Linked DNA regions of Homo sapiens: region 2 is linked to region 1. Evidence: read pairs that join two places in POLR2A ChIA-PET (ENCODE). Cell type or tissue: Caco-2. All regions are shown on one strand. Links, peaks and the distances in the headings refer to the core of each region. The heading gives the core; the rest is flanking DNA.

What was found. ChIA-PET counts read pairs that join two places held together with the same protein. Peaks named below come from ENCODE experiments on the same cell type or tissue, not always from the same donor. Only the 100,000 strongest peaks of a DNase experiment are listed, where the experiment ranks them.
Region 2: POLR2A ChIA-PET joins it to region 1 with 6 read pairs; 7 of 35 experiments call an interaction of 5 or more read pairs at or near these places.

The regions. Positions count from the first base shown.
Region 1 is chr2:74,125,532-74,133,531 of GRCh38, forward strand. It overlaps a transcript of TET3 not described here. Among named protein-coding and RNA genes, the nearest start is that of BOLA3, 18 kb to the right of the region's middle. RefSeq lists an enhancer at 4,611-5,224. In Caco-2, for the core only: no CTCF peak of the experiment used is centred there; no DNase peak of the experiment used is centred there.
Region 2 is chr2:73,933,432-73,945,791 of GRCh38, forward strand. DGUOK (deoxyguanosine kinase) reads left to right here. Exons shown (of 7, transcript NM_080916.3): 2 at 5,479-5,591. Among named protein-coding and RNA genes, the nearest start is that of DGUOK, 13 kb to the left of the region's middle. RefSeq lists an enhancer at 3,907-4,406. In Caco-2, for the core only: no CTCF peak of the experiment used is centred there; a DNase peak (open chromatin) is centred at 6,222.

The DNA.
Region 1 (8,000 bases), core at 1-8,000:
GAAATTCCATAAACATTTCTTCTTTTGGCAGCATTTATAAATAACAAAAAAGTTGTATTCTAGCTTCTAACCATCCTTTGTGAATAAGAAGTGTGGCATTGTGGAGGTACAGAAGACTTCAGCTCTCATATATAGTACCTGCCATAAATTAAAGTATGCTAAAATTTTTTTTTTTTTTAACTTTATAGAGATGAGGTCTCACTGTGTTGCCCAGGCTGGTCTCAAACCCCTAGCCTCAAGCAATCCTCTTGCCTCAGCCCCCTAAAGTGTTGGGATTACAGGCATGAGCCACCATGCCCAGCTGAATGTTATACTTTGTAGCTCAGTAAATTGAACTATGCTAGTTTGTTAAATTTTACCATTATTCACTTAGAGAAAATCACAAACAAAATTTAAAATCTCAATTTTCTTTGAGGCAAGGGTCTTGCTATATTGTCCAGGCTGGTCTTGAACTTGTGGCTCAGGTGATCCAACCACCTCAGCCTCTGAGTAGCTGGGATTCTCACCCTTTTTGAGTACAGAAGTAAATAAGTACTTGCACTAAAATTTTGTATTTTTTCTTAAACATGGTTAAGATTATTGTTTTCATCATAATTAACCTATCATGTCTATTTGATCCCATAGAGCCAATTGAAATCTGGAGAAATTTGGTCAGTTAACCTGTTGGTTTTTATATATGGCACCAACTGATCTCTACCAGATTGACACAGTAGATCAGCTGTTTTAATGCTGAAAAGAGAAGCTTATATAAATACAGTGCACATCTATTAATGCTTCTCACGTCTGTAGTTCTGTTTCAGGCAGAGGTTTTTTGGCATAGGACCTGTATTCAGCTCACACTTTCCTAGGCTGGCTATGAGTAGAATGCCTCGTGGCAGTAGCTACACTCATACATAGGCATTGATCTTAGATCTGTGTAGAGTTTTAAATCATTGGCATCTTTTAGGCCTAAATTTTATATTTGCTGGATTTTTTTTTTTTTTTTTTTTGAGATGGAGTCTTGCTCTGTCACCCAGGCTGGAGTGCAGTGGTGCATCTCTGCTCACTGCAAGCTCCGCCTCCCGGGTTCACACCATTCTCCTGCCTCAGTGTCCCACGTAGCTGGGACTACAGGCACCCGCCACCACTCCCGGCTAATTTTTTGTATTTTTTCAGTAGAGACGGGGTTTCATCGTGTTAGCCAGCATGGTCTCAATCTCCTGACCTCATGATCCACCTGCCTCGGCCTCCCAAAGTGCTGGGATTACAGGCGTGAGCCACCACACCCAGCCTGGAATTTTTTTAAAGCAGTAAATGTAAACGCTAACTTTAGAAAATATTAATAATATGATTAATTTTAGCCAGAATAAAATAATTTGCCATCTTTATAGAAATCTGGCCACGTAGGAATTAGCATTCTTAAAATTGGCACTGAAGCCAGAAGATGGATAGTGAAATTGGTCACATGCATAGACAGCTACCAAGTCCAGTGTTTAATGGTGCCCAGTGAAGAGGATTGAAGCACACACCAGAGAAGCAGCTGTAACTGGGTCAGAAGAAAAGTGTCAGGCTGAGACTTAGTTTTAGGTAGAAAAATGAGCTGCTTGCCTCTACATTCATTATTGGCTCATCTCATAAACTCAAATGAGGGGATCAGAAGCTGGCAGAAGGGACGGACTCATGCTTGTTGATCCGGATGACCTCTGTTTCAAGGTTCCAGCAATGAGTTAGCTTACATTTTACAAGGTCTCCCAAAGTGAAATGTAGTAGTCTTTACTTAGTGACAGACTAATTTACAACTATGTAATTCTTTTAAGTTTGTAATTAAAATTTCTTCTGAATTATTAATGGCTTTATTGACATGATGTTAATAAAGCCTCTCATCTTGCTGTTAAGTATTGTAGTGAGAAAATCAGCTGACCTGGAAACCATGGGGATTGGTTCTAATGAGCCATAAATGCTTCCCCTCTTCCTTCAGCACTAGTAGACTACCAGCTTTAGGCATTTAACCAAACGAATTGGAGACAGAAAATATTAAAATCCAGCCATCCTATATCAGATGATGAACTCATTTCCAGACTAACTACCCAAGAAAGCAAGTTAAACACTGTAAAAGCCTAAAACGGGGCAAGTTGGGATTAGCTTTTAAAATGCCTGCCTTGAAAAACACATTATTCTGTGAGGTTTTTTTTTTTTCTTTAAAGTTGTGCAAATTTGATTCGGAAAAATAGCTTAATAGGTTTGTATAGGGCACGGGAGAAGGGGTTGTGTGCATAAATGTATGATGATTATTTTAAGTGTGTGCTTCAGCAGCGACAACAAACAGATGAAGATACGTGATACTGACTAAACAGGCAAGAGTATTTTCTAGTCTCAGTTCTTCTAGTCAATGCCTAAAGTATTAGAAAAAGTACTGAAACAATTCCCAAAGCATCAGGAATTTCCATTTCTAGTCAAAATATTGTTTGTTTTCTTCCAACAGTTCTGTTAAATAAAAGGAAAAGTTATAAAGTTTTAGAGATATATTTAATGTCACAGGTTAATAATGTGTGTATAGAAGCCTTCTCTAACCTTGTTTGTAAATCTACCAAACCTCACCTCAAACAGTGTTCTCCTTAAACCCATCCTTTTTGTGCAAAGCTACTGCTTCCTGATGTCCATAACTCAAGGCATTTTTTTTTTCGCTTGGTGTAGTTTCTGAAATGTGATTATTTAATGTTTGCCAAGATGTTTGGAATAGAGTAACTTTCAACTAATCAATTGATTGTGACTTTCTTCTTTTGTAGTTTTTGTTTTTAAAATTGCTTTCTGTCAAACCCATCTATAATTCCCCCAGAATATATTTATATGGACTAAGGCTTACCAAAAATAAGGAAAATCGGAGAAACTGCCACCGCCAGGAGGAGCCAAGGGGACATGATGACTAAATGTAATCTGGTTTCATGGAGGGGCTACCTAGAAAAAAGACATTAAGGGAAGACTAAGGAAACTTGAATAAAGTATGGGCTCTCCTTAATAATAGTGTAACAAATTCATTGTAACAAATGCCCCATACTAACGTAAGATGTGAATAATCAGGGAAACTGGATGTGGGACATATGGGAACTCCACTATCTTCAAAATTTTTCTGTAAATGTAGAACTGTTCTAAAACAATAAAGACTATAAAAAAATAATAAAGACTATTAGAAAAAAAAAAAGGCTGGGCTTATGCTTGTAATCCCAAGACTTTGGGAGGCCAAGGCAGGAAGATCACTTGAGGGCAGAAATTTGACCAGCCTGGGCAACATAGTAAGACCTCAACTCTACAACAACAACAACAACAACAATAAAATAGCCAGGCATGGTGGTGCACACCTATACTCCCAGCTACTTGGGAGGCTGAGGTGGGAGGATCAGCTGAGCCCCAGAAGTCAAGGCTGCAGTGAGTTGTGAATGCACAACTGCACTTCAGACTGGTTGACAGAGATCCTGTCTCAATTTAAAAAAAAAAAAAAAAAAAAAAAAAGGCTGGGCATGATGGCTCACACCTATAATCCCAGCACTTTGGGATTAGTGCTGGGATTGAGGCAGGCAGATCACCTGAGGTCGTGAGTTTAAGAACAGCCTGACCAACATGGAGAAACCCCATCTCTACTAAAAATACAAACTTAGCTGGGCATGGTGGCTCATGGCTCATACCTGTAATCCCAGCTACTCAGGAGGCTGAGGCAGGAGAATCTCTTGAACCCGGGAGGCAGAGGTTGCAGTGAGCCGAGATTGCACCATTGCACTCCAGCCTGGACAACAAGAGTGAAACTCCGTCTCAAAAAAAAAAAAAAAAAAAAAAAAAAAAAAACCCGGCCGGGCACAGTGGCTCATGCCTGTAATCCCAGCACTTTGGGAGGCTGAGGCAGGCAGATCACCTGAGGTCAGGCGTTTGAGACCAGCCTGGCCAACATGGTGAAACCTCGTCTCTACAAAAAACGCAAAAATTAGCCAGGAGTGGTGGCAGGCACCTGTAATCCCAGCTACTCAGGAGGCTGAGGTGGGAGAATTGCTTGAACCCAGCAGGCAGACTATAGTGAGCCAAGATCGCACCACTGTGCTCCAGCCTGGGAGACAGAGCAAGACCCTGTCTCAAAAAAAAAAATGAATTGAAAAAACCTTAAGGGCATTACTTGAACATCAGTTGTTTTACTCTTTTATGTGATCATCTTTTGTGCCCCCAATGACTTTTTTGTTTTTATATCTTCCAGAGAGAGGCAGGAGTCTGTTGTTACACTCACACTGAATTCCCTGGTGGCTGCTTTATTGGCTTTAGGCCAGGTGCAGTGGCTCACGCCTATAATCCCAGCACTTTGGGAGGCCGAGGTGGACGGATTACCTGAGGTCAGGAGTTCGAGACCAGCCTGGCCAACATGGTGAAACCCCATCTCTACTAAAAAACACAAAAATTAGCCGGGCTTGGTGGCAGGCACCTGTAATACCAACTACTTGGGAGGCTGAGGCAGGAGAATGGCTTGTACCCGGGAGGCAGAGGTTGCAGTGAGCGGAGATTGTGCCACTGTATTCCAGCCTGGGAGACAAAGCAAGAGTCTGTCTCAAAAAAAAAAAAAAAAAAGTTGGCTTTAGTATAGACACTTGGGTTCACAGTTTTGTTTGACCATAGTCACTATGGTTGCTTAGTCTTATTGCAAAAGAAAAGAACCCGTCGGGCATCTTTTAGGTGTACTCTCATCTGCCACCCTAAACACCTTTTCCTTACAGAAAAAATAAATTACACAAATGCTCTTTTAAGTTCACAGCCACAGGGTATCTTACCAGGAGCTAAGAAATGAGGTCAGCTTCCTGGAATGAGGTGCCTAAGGGTAGAGCTGACTCCTAGCATAGCCCGACCAGCAATATTAGCGCCAGTGCAGGTACAAATGTTGGCTGATTGGGCAGGGAGTGGAGAGGCGGTGAGCGTGCAAGAGTGCGCGCTCTGCGGGTTGCGCTCCTTTTGGTGGCCCGAAGAAGGCAGCTGGAGCTCACAAGCCACTGCTGGCGGACTTGAACCGAGAGTGAGTGTCTTATGTAAGACATTTCTTGCAGAGTCGTGGCGAGGAAGCGCGGACTAGGGCGCGCTTGCTGCTCTCCAACAACGTCTGGACCCGGGGATCGAGGGCAGCGGAACCCCCTCCCGTCCCTCCATCTCCACCTTCTCTGTGCTTGGGTGCACCCTGTGGATACAGCCGGCCTGAGGGACCGCAGACTCGTCGGGCTGCTTTCTGATGAGAGGATTAACAAACAATTGCCGGCTGCGACCATTTTGCAGGACAGGCATCTTCTGCGCGCAGGCCACGTCGGGCCTGCCCGGGCTCTGGCTGCCTGGAAGTGCTCCCGCTGTTCACCCCGCGGAATTAGGGGTTGGGGGGCAGTTCCCCGCAAATGGGTGAGGGGGTGGAGGCGAGGTGAATTAATGGATACGCAGTAGCCCCATCGAGGGAAAAGGGGTTGGACGGAGGGGAACTGCGGTGGGCAGGGCAGGCCTAGGGGGCTGGTAGGGGATAAAGAGGAGAGTCCCCCTGTACGGTGACTTACCTGGTCTCGGTGCCTCCGCTCTCCCGTTCCCTCACTAATGAGACTCTTAAATCTGGCAGGGACCCAGGAAGGGATATTTGTAATTATTCCAGGTGGTTCGAATTTGCAGCCAGAATGGGAATCACTGTATCTTCTTTACTTCAATGCCTGCTTTCTCTTAGCACGTTCTTGCCACAACCCTTCATTCATGACCTTCTCAGTCCATTTGTTCAGCTTTGGCCTCTCCAGTCCATTATCTCCGCACTTCCCGATTTGGATTCGCAGGTCCGTTAGCCCTGAGCGCTCCAGCAGCCATTGTCTGGTCGGTGGACTGGCTCTCCGCGGGTCATTCACTCACCTTTCCCACTCTGGATTCCCAAGAAAGGGAATTGAAACCATTGGCTCCTAACCAGTCTGTGTCTGGGTGGGGCTTTGCAGCCTCAGGTCCTCTCTCAGGTTACTGGCCACCCTGTCCCCTACACTGCTAGTTAGGTGGTCTAACCAGGGCTGAGGGGCACTACAGGAACCCAGGAACAAAATGTGCCCAGGGGAGGGCTGTGGAGCAGGCAGTTTCCCCTACACTGACTTGCCCAGTCAGCCGGCACCTCAGGGAACTTTGGGTTTTCCACTGGAAAACCGCACACTGTTTTTAAAACGACACTGAGCTCAGAAGACCTCTCATGTGAACCTAGCACTTTCCACAAGCAACACTTAATCAAAAAGCTAGGAGGTGGCTACATCCGATGCAATGCTATACTCTAGCCACTGGGATTAAACACGTTCTTCTCGTTTTCTAATCCGTCAATTAAAAAAACCTGTGATTCCTCTCCCAACTTTCCTTTTAATTTGGGGGGAAGAACAACTGGGTGGGGGGGCCCTATTTGTTTCCAGATTTAGAAGCATTTAGGGGATTACACATTTCACAAGCCCGAAGAGTTCTCTGGTTGCGGGTGGGGTGAAGCAGAAGGAAGAGTCCCCTGTCTTCTGGTGTCCGGAGGTTCCTAGGCGGCTTGGCCCACAAAGCCACACTTATCTTTTCCTCCAGTCAAGAACATCTGCTGCTTTGTCCCAGCCCTTCTTTGAAGAATAGAACCCCCTCTTCTTTTGGTAACGCCTTCTCTCTCCACTTCAAGCCAGAGTCCAGCTAGAGGCTGCAATTTTATATGCCCCCTGGACCCCACCTGGTTAGTCCAGGTGGCTCCTAATTCAAGATGAGCCAATCAGAGCCCTTCCTGGGAACTCCAAAAGAAAGTTTGCTCTTACAACGCGTTAGGCCAGGTGGCTCCTAATTCAAGATGAGCCAAACAGAGGCCGTCCTGGGGACTTGAAAACAAAGTCTGCTCTTCCCACGGCCTGAACAGGACCTCACTGTGTGCCATCCAGGCTGAGTGCAATGACACAATCACAGCTTACTGCAGCCTCAAACTCCTGGGCTCAAGTGATCCTGCTGCCTCAGCCTCCAGAGTTGCTAGGGCTACAGGTGCATGTCACCACAACTGGCATTTTTTTAATTTTTTGTAGAAACAGTGTCTTACTTGTTGCCCAGGCTGGTCACAAACTCCTTGGCTCAAGCAATTCTCCCATCTCTGCCTCCCAAAGTGTTGGGATTACAGATGTGAGCCACCACATCTGGCTGAACTGGACATTAAAATATATAAATTAAGAGGTACTGGCATTCAAGTCACCACTGTATGGCAGATGCCAATCTAGAGTGAGAGATAATAAAGCTGATCTGTAGAGAGGAAGGGACAGCAGATGAAGGGGAGACCCAGTGGCACTGGTGTTCCTGACTCTTAGCTGGACCCGTGTCCTTTCTGCAATTTGGCTCTTTTTCTTTTCTTTTTTTTTGTTCTTTTTTTCTTTTTGATACGGAGTCTGGCTCTGTCATCCAGGCTGGAGTGCAGTAGCGTGATCTTGGCTCACTGAAGCCTCTGCTTCCCAGGTTCGAGAGATTCTCCTGCCTCAGCCTCCCGAGTAGCTGGGACTACAGGCATGTGCCACTATGCCTGGCTAATTTTTGTATTTTTTTTTTTTTTTTTTTTTAGTTGAGACAAGGTTTCACCATGTTGGCCAGGCTGGTCTTGAACTCCTGACCTCAAGTGATCCACCCACCTCAGCCTCCCAAAGTGCTGGGATTACGCGCGTGAGCCACCGTGCCCAGCCCGAAGTTTGGCTCTTCAACCCGTCTGTCAATAAGTGAGAGTCCCCCGTGTTCCTTCAGTAATGAACAAACATATTAATTATCAATTGCTGCATAAAAATGTAACCCCAAACACTGGCTTAAAACAACAAACACATATATGTATTTCACAGTTTCTCTTGGTCAGAAATTGGGGAGTGGCTCAGCTGAGTGGCTGTGGCTCAACCTGCAGTCAGGATGCCAGCTGGGGCTGCAATCTTCTGATGGCTTGACTGTGGCTGAAGGATCCACTTCCAAGGTGGCTCACCCACATGGCTCTTGTCCTGGCAGAAGGCCTCATT
Region 2 (12,360 bases), core at 2,060-10,059, 190 kb before region 1:
TGCCTAGAGATGAAGTGGCGCTGGAGAGAGTTCAAGGAGGCTTCACAGAGAAGGTGGCAGTGGAAAGCTGAATCACCTGGTAGGCAAGGCGGGAGGAGGGGATGTCAGATCAGTGAGGGTCTTTTGTGCTGAGCAGATGAGTTTGGATCATAGGAAGGTGTGAGAAAATTTTTTGCCTTTTTTTTTTCGTAAACAGTTTTTCATGAAAAAAGGTCATCAAAGTAAAATGTATTAAGTTTTTTTTAAGCCTGCTGACTGATTTTTATTAACTTTGCCTAGAATGCCTTTAAGCTTGGAGCCTGTATGATCCTGGGTACTCAGTCTTGGGGTTGGAATATAACTTGAGGGCAAGCTCTCAGCCTAGATCATCATTTCAGTTATAGTACTTACCTCTGAGTAGCTACTCCATAAACATTTGTTGATTGAATGAGTGAGTGAATGAATGCAGCATCAAATACAGTATCTGAAATAAAGACTTCAATTTTTTTTGGAAGGACTTTTTAAAAAAGACATTAGACAGTTTTATATGTTCTGACTTTGTTGGATTTTGGTAAAAGATTTCAGAATTGGATTTTTTTTCTCATGTTTTTCATCTTGTTCAGGAGATGAAAATGCCTAGAGGTGATAAATATAGGCTCCTATGAAATACAGCTGTATTAGACGTAAAATAATGGGATCTGTTATTTTGGGTATTACATCATATGCTATCTTGCTGCTAGATTTTAGCATTACATAGCTATGGTAGGCATTGTCAGTTTATAGAAAATTTTGTGGGGAGAAAAAAACATGCCTTAGAAAAAGATGAGTGGTAACAACAGAACTCTTTGTCCCAGCTTGTGGAATGAGAATAGTGGAGCTAATGAAAATCAACATGTTGAAGTAATATACTCTTAAGAAAGTACCTTCCACCTTTTTTTAAGGTTGTGGCAATATAACAACAGAGAACACTGGTGGCCAGGGTCCTAAGGGAAGGTTTGATGCTGCTTGTAAGTTCTGATACCTTCCAAAATTCATAATACTGAGAGTATATTGAAAGACAGGCCGGGCGATGTGGCTAACCCCTGTCATCCCAGCACTTTGGGAGGCTGAGGCGGGCAGATCACCTGAGGTCAGGAGTTCAAGACCAGCCTGGCCAACATGGCGAAACCCTGTCTCTACTAAAAATACAAAAATTAGTCAGGTGTGGTGGCACGTGCTTATAGTCCCAGTTACTCGGGAGGCTGAGAGGCTGGAGAATCAGTTGAACCCGGGAGTTGGAAGTTGCAGTGAGCCGAGATCACCCCACTGCACTCCAGCCTGGGCAATAGAGCAAGACTCTGTCTCAAAAAAAAAAAAAAAGGAAAGAAAGATAACAGCAGTGGCCCGGCGCAGTGGCTCACGCCTGTAATCCCAACACTTTGGGAGACCAAGGCAGGTGGATCGCTTGAACTCAGGAGTTTGAGACCAACCTGGGCAACATGGTGAAACCCTGTATCTGCCAAAAATACAAAAATTAGCCGGGCGTGGTGGCACACACCTGTAGTGGTCCCAGCTACTCAAGAGGCTGAGGCAGGAGAATCGCTTGAACCCAGGAAACAGAGGTTGCAGTGAGCCGAGATTGTGCCACTGCACTCCAGCCTGGGCAACAGCTAGACTCTGTCTCAAAAATAAATAAATAAACAAACAATATATTGGACAGGTCAAACATACTGGACAGCTACTCAGGAGGCTGAGGTGAGAAGATCACCTGAGCCCAGGAGGCAGAGGTTGCTGTGAGCCAAGATCACACCACTGCACTCCAGCCTGGGTGACAGAGAGAGACCCCCATCTCAAAAGGAAAGATAGCAGCTAAGCTGGGATCTAACTAAATTGCAGTAAGTCTGAGATAGTGATATCATAAGAGATTGGCTGAAGAAGTATGGCTTTCTGTAGACAGGGGTGTTCTGGTCACTAGGAGGAGGCTTCTGAAGCAATGGAGAGCAAAACACCACCACTCTTAGGAACCCCCTGTGAACATCTTGAAACATTTGTCAAAACAAACAAACAAACAACACCCCAGCAAGAAGGGAAAAAAAAAATCTATGATGATCAGGTATCACAGCACTGAGAAAGTTATACTGTGTCTGGCTTTAATAAAACCATGTAACTTTGAATTATTTTTTAAAGTAATTATTCCACATCTGTGGGTGGTACCTGGCACAGCTCAGTTCCAGTGGAATTAGTTTAAGAAATACTGCCCTGTAGTGAATTACCCAGGCTCTCCAAGGCTGAGAAACATGGATGGCACAGCTCTCAGGACATTTCACCACCATTTACTGTCATTGTATGCTGAAGCTGCCTTGTGATTACTAAACTAGCTTTCCAGAAGCCTTGGAATGGGGCATGGGTTACAGAGTACCCTGAGTATTAGGTGTTATTGTTCCAGTCATTGGAACTGTATATTTCCTGTTACATCTAATTTGTTGGCATTCTAGAATTAATGTGTTTAAATTGCATGAGTCAATTTCTTGGAGTCCTGACTGCTCTTAGATGAACTAATAGTGTCTGACCTCAGAGCCCTTCCTTTCCATCTGCAACAGTTTTTTAAGGTAATTGTTTTTAACTTTTAAAAAATATAAGTAATTCTAACAATTGTTCAATCCCAGCCATCTAACAAATCAGCTACGTTTATCTTTTCATTTAATTAAAATAGCTTTTTAGCTATTAAATAGCAGGGACCATATTTTAGACTTGTTAAACAACCTACAATCTAAATATTGACCATCTGGGCCAAATATTTTAAGCGAGGGCTTACTCAGGGCAGACAGGTATCTGATAATATACACATTCAACCACTTCGCACCTGACCAGTGTGGTAGGAATTCAGAGCTAGAGAAGTCCTGAAGAAGTGGCACCTTAGGCTTGCTGGGGGAAAGGATTTAGACACAGGCCTGGAAGAGCAGGGGAGGGCATTTATTCATTGGAGTGTGGGAAGAGCAGGGATCGAACAGATGTGAAGAAGCACACACAAGTTAGGTGGAGGTGGGGACTGAGAGATGAGCGTGACTGTACAAATCCACAGATTCATGCTGTTTGTTCTTATCCTGCCTATTCAGAGAGGAGTTGGGGTGGCATGTAGTAAATGTCATCTATTAAATGTGTGGGTTCTTATGCTGAGACATCAGCACCCCAATCAGTAACCATAAGTGGAAGGATGCCCCCCTTCTTTCCCTTGAGAAAGATTACTTCTGATAGAGGAGATTGAGGTCCAGATACAGTCTTAAGATTTATTTTTTATTTTTCACAAATGTAGGTTTCAGAGGGAACTGAAATTAGTAATATATTGTGTATTTTATTCATTCAGCTAGGTCATTAGGTTGTAATTTGTTTTCTACCCTGGAGGAGCCCCATCCTGTAGCTGGAGAAACACAATGACAATTGCAGTGATGGAGTCTCACCCAGAATACCAACCATGCAGAAAGGAGGACTAGCTAATCCAGCTTAGAGGTGTCAGGATCTGGAAAGGCTTCACACAGGAGGTTCATCTAAACAGAACCTTGAGGATTGAGTAAGAGTTGGTCAGGTGAGGAGAGGAGGCGCTTCAGGAAATGGGAAAGCATATGCAAAGTCATATTTGCAAGAGAACATGGCATGATTGGAGTTTGGTCCTGCAGGAGGGTAGGCTACCTAAAGGAAAGCCAAGGCCAGAGAGGCATACACAGGGATCAGATCTTCTTGTGTCTTGCAGACCATGTTAAAGAGTTTGGAGTTTGTCATGAAGCTTGTTCAGGTCTTAGCTCAGATGTCACTAACTTCCCATTGCACTTAGAATAGAATTCAGACCTCTTACCATGGCCACAAGGCCCTATGTGATCTGGCCCCGGACTGCCCATGTGGCCACACCCATCTTGAGCCACTCCTCCATTGCTTGCCCTTGCTATAGCCAGTTAGCCGATAGAGAGCTGTCAAAAGATTGTAAGCAGTGTTATTTCATATTCAGTCTGGCCACAGTATGGAGCATGGATTGAAGAGAGCAAGGCCAGCATCAGAAAGGCAAGAGATGATAAGAGGCTGGTCTTGAGCATGGAGGTGGGAATGGAGAGAAAAGGACAAATATGAAAAATGTAGAAGCAAATGCAGAAGGATTTGGTGGCCACTGAGGTTTGGCAGAGGAGGGACTTCTGTCAGTGAGTGGATGGTGTGTTCATACCCTGAGGTCTGGGATACAGGAGGAAGCTCAATTTGGTGGGAAAGATGATTAGTTCATTTAGGAAATATGTTGACTTTGAGGTGTTTGTGGAATGTCCCAAGTGGAGATGTCTGGAGAGTTCTTGAATAGTCTCTGGAGCTCATGGAGGTATGGGCCAAACATTGGTATAAATGGGAAAAGATAACTTGAATGTTGTGGTACTAGGTTGATTTCATCTCCAAAATATTTCTCGAAACAACCACTACTTTTCACTCCTCTGCCATCACCTCGGGGCAAGCTGCTATATCTTTTAACTAGTCTGCCTGCTTCTGCTTCAGCCCATTCTTACACAGCTAGTGGAGTGATCTTCTAAAAATGAGAAGGAGTCTTATAATTTTCCTACTTAAAACCAATCTTCACTAACTTCCCATTGCCCTTAGAATAGAATTCAGTCTTCTTACCATAACTACAAAGCCCTGTATGACCTGGCCCTGGACTCCCTGTCTGGCCACACCCATGTTGAGCCACTTCTCCATCACTTGCTCATGCTGTAGCCATACTGTATGGCTTCTTCTAGGGCCTCAAACTTCTGTATTGTTGTGTGTCAAGTTCTTTCTCTCTTTCAGGTCTTTGCATATGCTACTCCCTTTGCATGAATTGTCATCTTTTAGGTCTTACCTCAGATGTCATTTTTTCAAGGGAGTCTCCTCTGACCTCCTGGGCTATATTAGTGCCATCCTGCATTTTTTCCTAGCACCTAACACAATATGTTAGTAGTTAATTGTGCGTTTGTATCACCCATACAAGCTCTGTGACGACAAAATCCATTCTGTGTTTTGTTTACCATTGTACCCACAGTTCCTGACAGTCCTGAGCTCATAGTCAGCACTCCATGAATATTTTTTAGATTTGTTGAATGAATGAGATTATAATCATTTTTATTTTTTGTCTTGAAAAACTTAGAAATTTTACACTGTCACAGTACAAATAGAATGGTGACTCAAGTGATAGAACTTATGGAGCTGATTTCATCTACTTTTACATTTTCAACTGTTATTAAATGCTCTGCCTCTGGAAGGTTGAGACATGGAAATTGCAAATTAAATCTTAAAAGGAATTTTTCCTCCCTATTGGCTGTATTCATTATGGTGGTTCTGGTTAGCATGAATTGATCTGTTATCAGTCTGACAATGGTACGGCTGCTGAGTTTGAAATTCAGAAAACTAATACTTGTTCCCTTGAGTTTGGGCGTTTGTGGCAGAGTTTAGTAGCAGCCTTCTCCTTCAGCCCTGATTTGGGAAGCATCCCAATACATGCTATTTGCATTGCAGCTGTGGGAAAGTCCACGTTTGTGAAGTTACTCACGAAAACTTACCCAGAATGGCACGTAGCTACAGAACCTGTAGCAACATGGCAGAATATCCAGGCTGCTGGCACCCAAAAAGTAAGTTTTTAGTTGTGGTGGGTAGTTGGCAGGCATGGGTGAATAATCTAATTGTCATAATTTAATTTACTCTCAGTGAGTAAAGTAGCCCAGTTTGAGTATCCTTTTTAAAATAGCTTCATTCCAGAAAGCAGACCACATACACCAGAGAGGATATGACTTGTTTGAATATGTGCAGTTTTGATTTTTGTGGTTTTTATATGTCTATCTAAGTGACTGCCTCTGTTGTTTGTGGTTTCCCAAAGCATGTCCAACCATCATGGATGGCTTTGAAGATGAATTTTGTCATTCCTACACTTAAGTATTTATATTATTACTTAAGCTAACCACTAGGATTAATAGCTAATTATAGTGATTTTAACTTTTTAAATAAAGTCTTAGAAATTAGAAGGGATATTAGAGAGGTTCCAGTCACACTTTGAGTCAATGGGAGAGGTTACAGCTAACATTTATGAGCATGTACTATGTGCCAGGCACTGTACTATGCCAAGCACAGTACATTTCACTTACACCTCATGGCTTAGGCCCTGGTGTCAAGACTATGGCTTTGGCAGAGGCCATAGAGTTGGTTTCCAGCCACATCAGTCTGAGTAAGGAAAGACTTGTTTCGACATGACCCTTAGAGGGAGCAGAAGCACCATGCCTCCTCAGGCACCATGAACTGCTCCTGCCGCCACCTGGGATATTCACTGAGTGGCACATTCTGGTTCTTAACTCTAATTACTAAACAGTTCTGCCTTTTAATGAGCCATGTTGCACCCCTGTGACTCTGACTCATTGGTTCAAGTTCTACCTCTTAAGTCTTTTAACTTTTCGCCGTAACAACCCTATATATAGTTGAAGGTAATGATTTTCCTGTTCTTTCTCCCCCTCAAGTCTCTCTCCTTTTTTTTTTTTTTTTGACAGTCTCATTCTGTCACCCAGGCTGGGGTGCAATGGTGTGATCTCGGCCCACTGTAACCTCCAACTCCTGGGTTCAAGTGATTCTCATGCCTCAGCCTCCTGAGTAGCTGGGACTATGGGTGCATGCCACCATGCTGGGATACTTTTTGTATCTTTAGTAGAGACAGGGTTTCGCCATGTTGGCCAGGCTGGTCTCAAACTCCTGGGCTCAAGTGATCCACCCACCTTGGCCTCCAAAGTGCTGGGATTATAGGCATGAGCCACCATGCCTGGTCAAGTCTTCTCTCTTTCAAGCCAAACACCTCCAGTTTTCCTCCAGGCTATTCTTTACTCTGAAGTAACTTTACCTAAGTGATGAGTCCTAGTTTGTTCACTTTCCACTTTGAATTTACTAAGAGTGCTACTTGGAGGTGAACAGGACATTCTGGATGTAGTCTAAGTGGGACAGAGTATCATGGAACTTGTTCTGGGTGCCATTTTTTTTTATTCCAACCCAGAATTGTGTTACCTTTTGTGGCTGGCATATCATGCCTATTGAGGATTTTTGCTGCTTAAGTTGTCTCTTTATATGTCTGTATGTGTGCCTGTGTGTGTATTTGTGAAATTAACTTTCCTATGCAGGAATAAATTACATATCTTTTTCTGAGTATGCCACAGGTCACCTGTGTGTATTTCAAAATACAGTCATGGGCTGCATAATGATGTTTCTGTCAATGATAGACCTTGTATACAATGGTGGCCCCATAAGATTATAACAACATATTTTTACTGTACCTTTTCTATGTTTAGATACACAAATACTTACCATTGTGTTACAGTTGCCTACAGTATTCAATACAGTAGCATGCGATACAGCTTTGTAGCCTAGGAGCAATAGGGTGTGTCATATAGCATAGGTGTGTAGCAGGCTATCCCATCTAGGTTTGTGTGAGTACATTTTCTGATGGTCACACAGTGACAAAATTGTCTAACGACACATTTCTCAGAACATATTCCTGTTGTTAAGTGGTACATGATTGCATGTCCACAATTGTTTGATATTCCTCCCTTCTAGAAGTAGAGCGTAATTCTTGCCTTGAATGCAGCTGGACTTTGTGATTTGTTTCTAGTAAATAGAAAGTAGCAAAAATAAGAAATACCTTTCTAGGGTAGGTCATAAGAGACACTGTAGCTTCCATCTTGTTCTGGGGGAAGCCAGCTGCCATGTCAGGAAGCAGCCTTTTCAAGGGGGCCACACGGAAGGAACTGAGGCCTCCTGTGAACAGGTACGTGAGTCTTTTTGGAATTGGATCTTTCAGCCACAGTCCAGCCTTCATACAACTGTAGCCTCAGCCAACATCTTGACTGAAACTTCATGAGAAACCCTGAGGCCCAGCCACCCAGCTAAGCTCCTTCCCAAATTCCTTCCCCATAGAAACTGAGATAATGAATGTTTTTGTTTAAGCCACTGAATTCTGGCATAATTTGTTAGGCAGCAATAGATAACTAATCATCCTGTAATCCCATTATTCAGAAGTAAAATGGACATTTTTCTACAGAGAAAATGTATAGATTTACATATACTTACATAAATGTATAAAATATATATACATTTGCTTTTTGAAACAAAAATTTTGATTGCCACCTGTATGTCACTTAATAGACAAGATCTCCCTTTCACAGTGATATCATTTTAATGGTTGTAGTGTACTGCATAATATGAATATTATCATTTAGTTATCCAGTCCTCTATTTTGAATGTTTAGTTTTCTAATTTCTTCCTATTATAAGCAGTGTTGCAATGATGAATATCATTGTAGCTATACTGCTTGTTTTTTAATATAAAGCCATGTTTTGTGTATCTTTTTGTTCTTTAGTGAATTGCCTGTCCAAACCCCTTGCCTTGTTTTTTTCTATTGAGATCTTCATCTTTGTGTAATGGCTTCATAAAAACTCATTGTATGTTAAGTATATTAACTCTGTCATATATTTGTTTGTCATTTTCTTTTTTTTTTTTTTTTTGAAACGGGGTCTCGCCTTGTCGCCCAGGCTGGAGTCCAGTGGTGTGATCTTGGCTCAGTGCAACCTCTGCCTTCCGAGTTCAAGCAGTTCTCCCTGCCTCAGCCTCCTGAGTAGCTGGGATTACAGGTGCCTGCCACCACACCCAGCTAATTATTGAATATTTAGTAGAGATGGGGTTTCACCATGTTGGCCAGGCTGGTCTGGAACTCCTGACCTCAGGTAATCCACCTGAATTGGCCTCCCAAAGTGCTGAGATTACAGGCGTGAGCCACTGCGCCCGACCATGTCATTTTTCTTTTATCTTGGTATATAATATATTTTTACAATATAATACATTTCAGTTTTTATGTAGTCTAACCTGTCCTTCTTTTTCCTCATAGTTAGCACCTTTGATGTTAAAATTGTAGCCCAGGAGTATAAAAATAATCTATTTCTTTTTGTTGCTTTTATGGTTTTATGTTTTATGTGGCTTTACAAGTTATAAGACTTTAGTTTTTTCACAAATGGTTATCTACTTAGCCAGTAGTATTCTTGTTTATTCCTGAGCAGAATATATATTTTGTTTTTATTGTGACTGAGATCTTTTTTCCACATCATCTTCTGAAACTGGTTATTGCTGTTTTAATGGAAAACAGTTGATTGTTATATTTATCTTATATGATTTAATTTCTCATTATTTTTTTATTTGCTTGAAGTTTTGGAAAATAATAGTTGTCTCTAAATAGTAATCATTTGAAAGAGTTTTCTAATATCTGTGCCACATTTCTATTTTCTTGTTTTCTTTCATTGGGTAGAACTTCCAGAGCAATATAAACTAATAGCAGTGAGGGTAGTTTCCTTATCTTGTTCTGTCATTAATGAAACTGCCTCTAATATATCAGTGTTAAGTTTAATGTTTATTATTCATTTCAGTAGACCGTGTGGTACACGTACCCTTTTGTTACTAGAATAGTAACTGTTTTTATCATGATCAAATGTTGAATTTCCATCAAAAACCACTTTAGCATCTAGTGAGATAAACAAGGGGTTTTTCTTTTTAATCTCTTAGTATTAGTCATAGATTTAATAATGGTACCATCCTCACATTTCTAGAATGAACTTTTTTTTGGTCATGATGTACTATTCCATTAATTTGGTAATGTGTTGTTTGGAATTTTGCATGTATATTTATTTATACAGTTGGTTGGTATTATTATTTGTGTGTATGGTGATTTTTGTTTGTTTTGACTTTTGGGTTCTTTTTAGGCAGGGTCTTCCTCTGTCACCCAGGCTGGAGTGTAGTGGCATGATCATAGCTCACTGCAGCCTTGAAGTCCTGGACTCAGGTATCTTCCCACCTCAGTCTCTTGGTGAGTTGGGACTATAGGTGCATACCACTGTCCCCATCTACTTAAAAATTTTTTTTTTTTTTTTTTTGTAGAGATAGGGTCTCACTTTGCTGCCCAGGCTGGTCTCGAACTCCTGGGCTCAAGCGACCCTTCCACCTCGGACTCCCAAGGTGTTGGGACCACAGATGTGAGCTGTGATGCCTGGCCCATGTGTAGTTTGTGACAGGTTTTACCATCAATGTTATGAAAATAAATGGAGAAATTTTGCATCTTTTCTAGCATAGAAATGATCTATTCCTTGAAGGTATGATAGAAATCATCTTTAAGATTATATGGATTCAGTACTGTTTGAGGGGAATCATTATTGGACAACTGTTTTCTGCCTCAGTTATTCAGGTTTTTTTTTTTTTTTAAGATGGAGTTTTGCTCCTGTTGCCCAGGCCAGAGTGCAATGGCACGATCTCAGCTCATTGTAACCTCCGCCTCCCAGGTTCAAGCGATTCTCCTGCCTCAGCCTCCCAAGTAGTTGGGATTACAGGCATACCACCATGCCCGGCTAATTTTGTATTTTTAGTAGAGACAGGCTTTCACCATGTTGGCCAGACTGGTCTCGAATTCCTAACCTCAGGCGATTCACCCACTTTGGCCTCCCAAAGTGCCGGGATTACAGGCATGAGCCACCATGTCCAGCCCCTAGGGAGAATTTCTTAAGCTGATACTCTTTTCTTTTTCTTTAAAGAGTCTCACTCTGTCACCCAGGCTGGAATGCAGTGGCCCTATTATAGCTCACTGCAGCATTGCTTCTCAGCCTTTTGGCTAAGATCAAGTGTATAGCTCACTGTAGCACTGAACTCCTGGGTTCAAGCAAATCCTCCCACCTCAGCCACCAGAGTAGCTGGGACTACAGGCATGCACCACTATGCCCAGGTAACTTTTAAATTTTTTTGTGGAGACAGAGTCTCACTATGTTGCCCAAGTTAGTCTTGAACTCTTGGCCTCAAGCAATCCTCCTGCCTTGGCCTCCCAAAGTGCTTGGGTTATAGGTGTGAGCCCCCATACCTAGCCCTTAAACTGATACTCTGTAAGGATCTTCTAATTCACTAATTAGGTTTACTGCATTATACAGTCTGCTAGCTACCATCTTCATTATCTTCATTGGGTGTTTTACTTGGGCAATTGCATTTTTCACCTCTAAGAAAGTTATTTTCTTATTGTTCCTTTTTTATGATAGCTTATTCTTGTTTTATCAGCAAGGCCGTATCTTTTGTTTTCTCCTGTTTCTGACAACAGCCCTGTCTGAGCACAGAGACTAGTCCTCTCCTTTTGAATTGCTAAGTATTTTTGTGTCCAATTATTGTTCATCTGTTTGCTTATATTTTTGGAAGGATGTTTGCATTTGTTCTGTAGCTGAGATGGGTTCTTTCAGAAATTGTGTTGGTTTCTTTTACATTTTTGGTTCCAGAAGAGTCTCTCTTTGATAGCCCAAAGCCCACTGGTGCAATAGAACCCACCAGTCAACCTATTGCATCTGCCAGCACAGCACTCCGCTCCACATACAGTGTGTGAATTGTGCAACAGGCCCAGGGCTGCTCCCAACCATCTCTAGTGACACCACAGAGACTACAGGAGACACAAATTTGTCCTCCTACTTCTACCTCCAGCTCTTAGTCAGGGGCCACGTGTGAGGCTGGTATGTGTGGGCTTGCGGGGTCAGAAGGAGGGAAATCCCGAAAATACCTCTGAGTTAAATGCTTTTCTGGTCCACTCTGCTCTATATGTGTTGTTTCTGCTGAAGCCTTTCAAAGGGCTAAGACCCTTCTTTGGAATCTAATAGTGCTATTTTGCCAAATTGGACTTCTTACTGTTGTTGAATCTTTTTTCTCCTTCTGTCCTGTTGTCTCTACCTGAAGTACAATCTTCTTAATCTCCATTTCCATCTGTGAGAATTCTACTCATCAGTTACTTCCCAGCTTAATGCCACTTTCTTTCAGAAACTCCCTGAGATTCCTTCCACCATCAGTAATCGTCCCTTCATCACATGTTCTGCCTTACATTCCAGCTTCGTACATCCTCATCACCCTCTTCCTTTTTGCACTGTGAGCTCTTTGAGTTCAGGAACTGTCTTGTTCACCTTTAGATGGAGGGTGTTGGAATGATGAGGTTAGAGGAAGCCAGGTTTGAGTCCCTTCAACATTTACTCGCCATGAAACCTTGCACAAGTAAGTTACTTAACCTCTGAGTGGATTTTCCCCTCTGGAAAATGGGCATTACAACAGTACCTACCTCATGAAGCTGTTTTGAAGATTAATTGAGGTAACATACCACAGTAAAGGTTGAAATAAATGTTAATTCCTTTTTCTATACCCTTACGGTACCCTGCCCATGTAGCGCCTCATCCACACAGGCCTTCAGTGATTGGTGATTGAATAAAAAATACAGATCCAAAGTGCTTTTGTACAAAATTCACTTTTGCATTGTTGAGTCAATGGCAGATCCAGAAAAGAATCTGGGGCTGGGCGTGGTGGCTCACGCCTGTA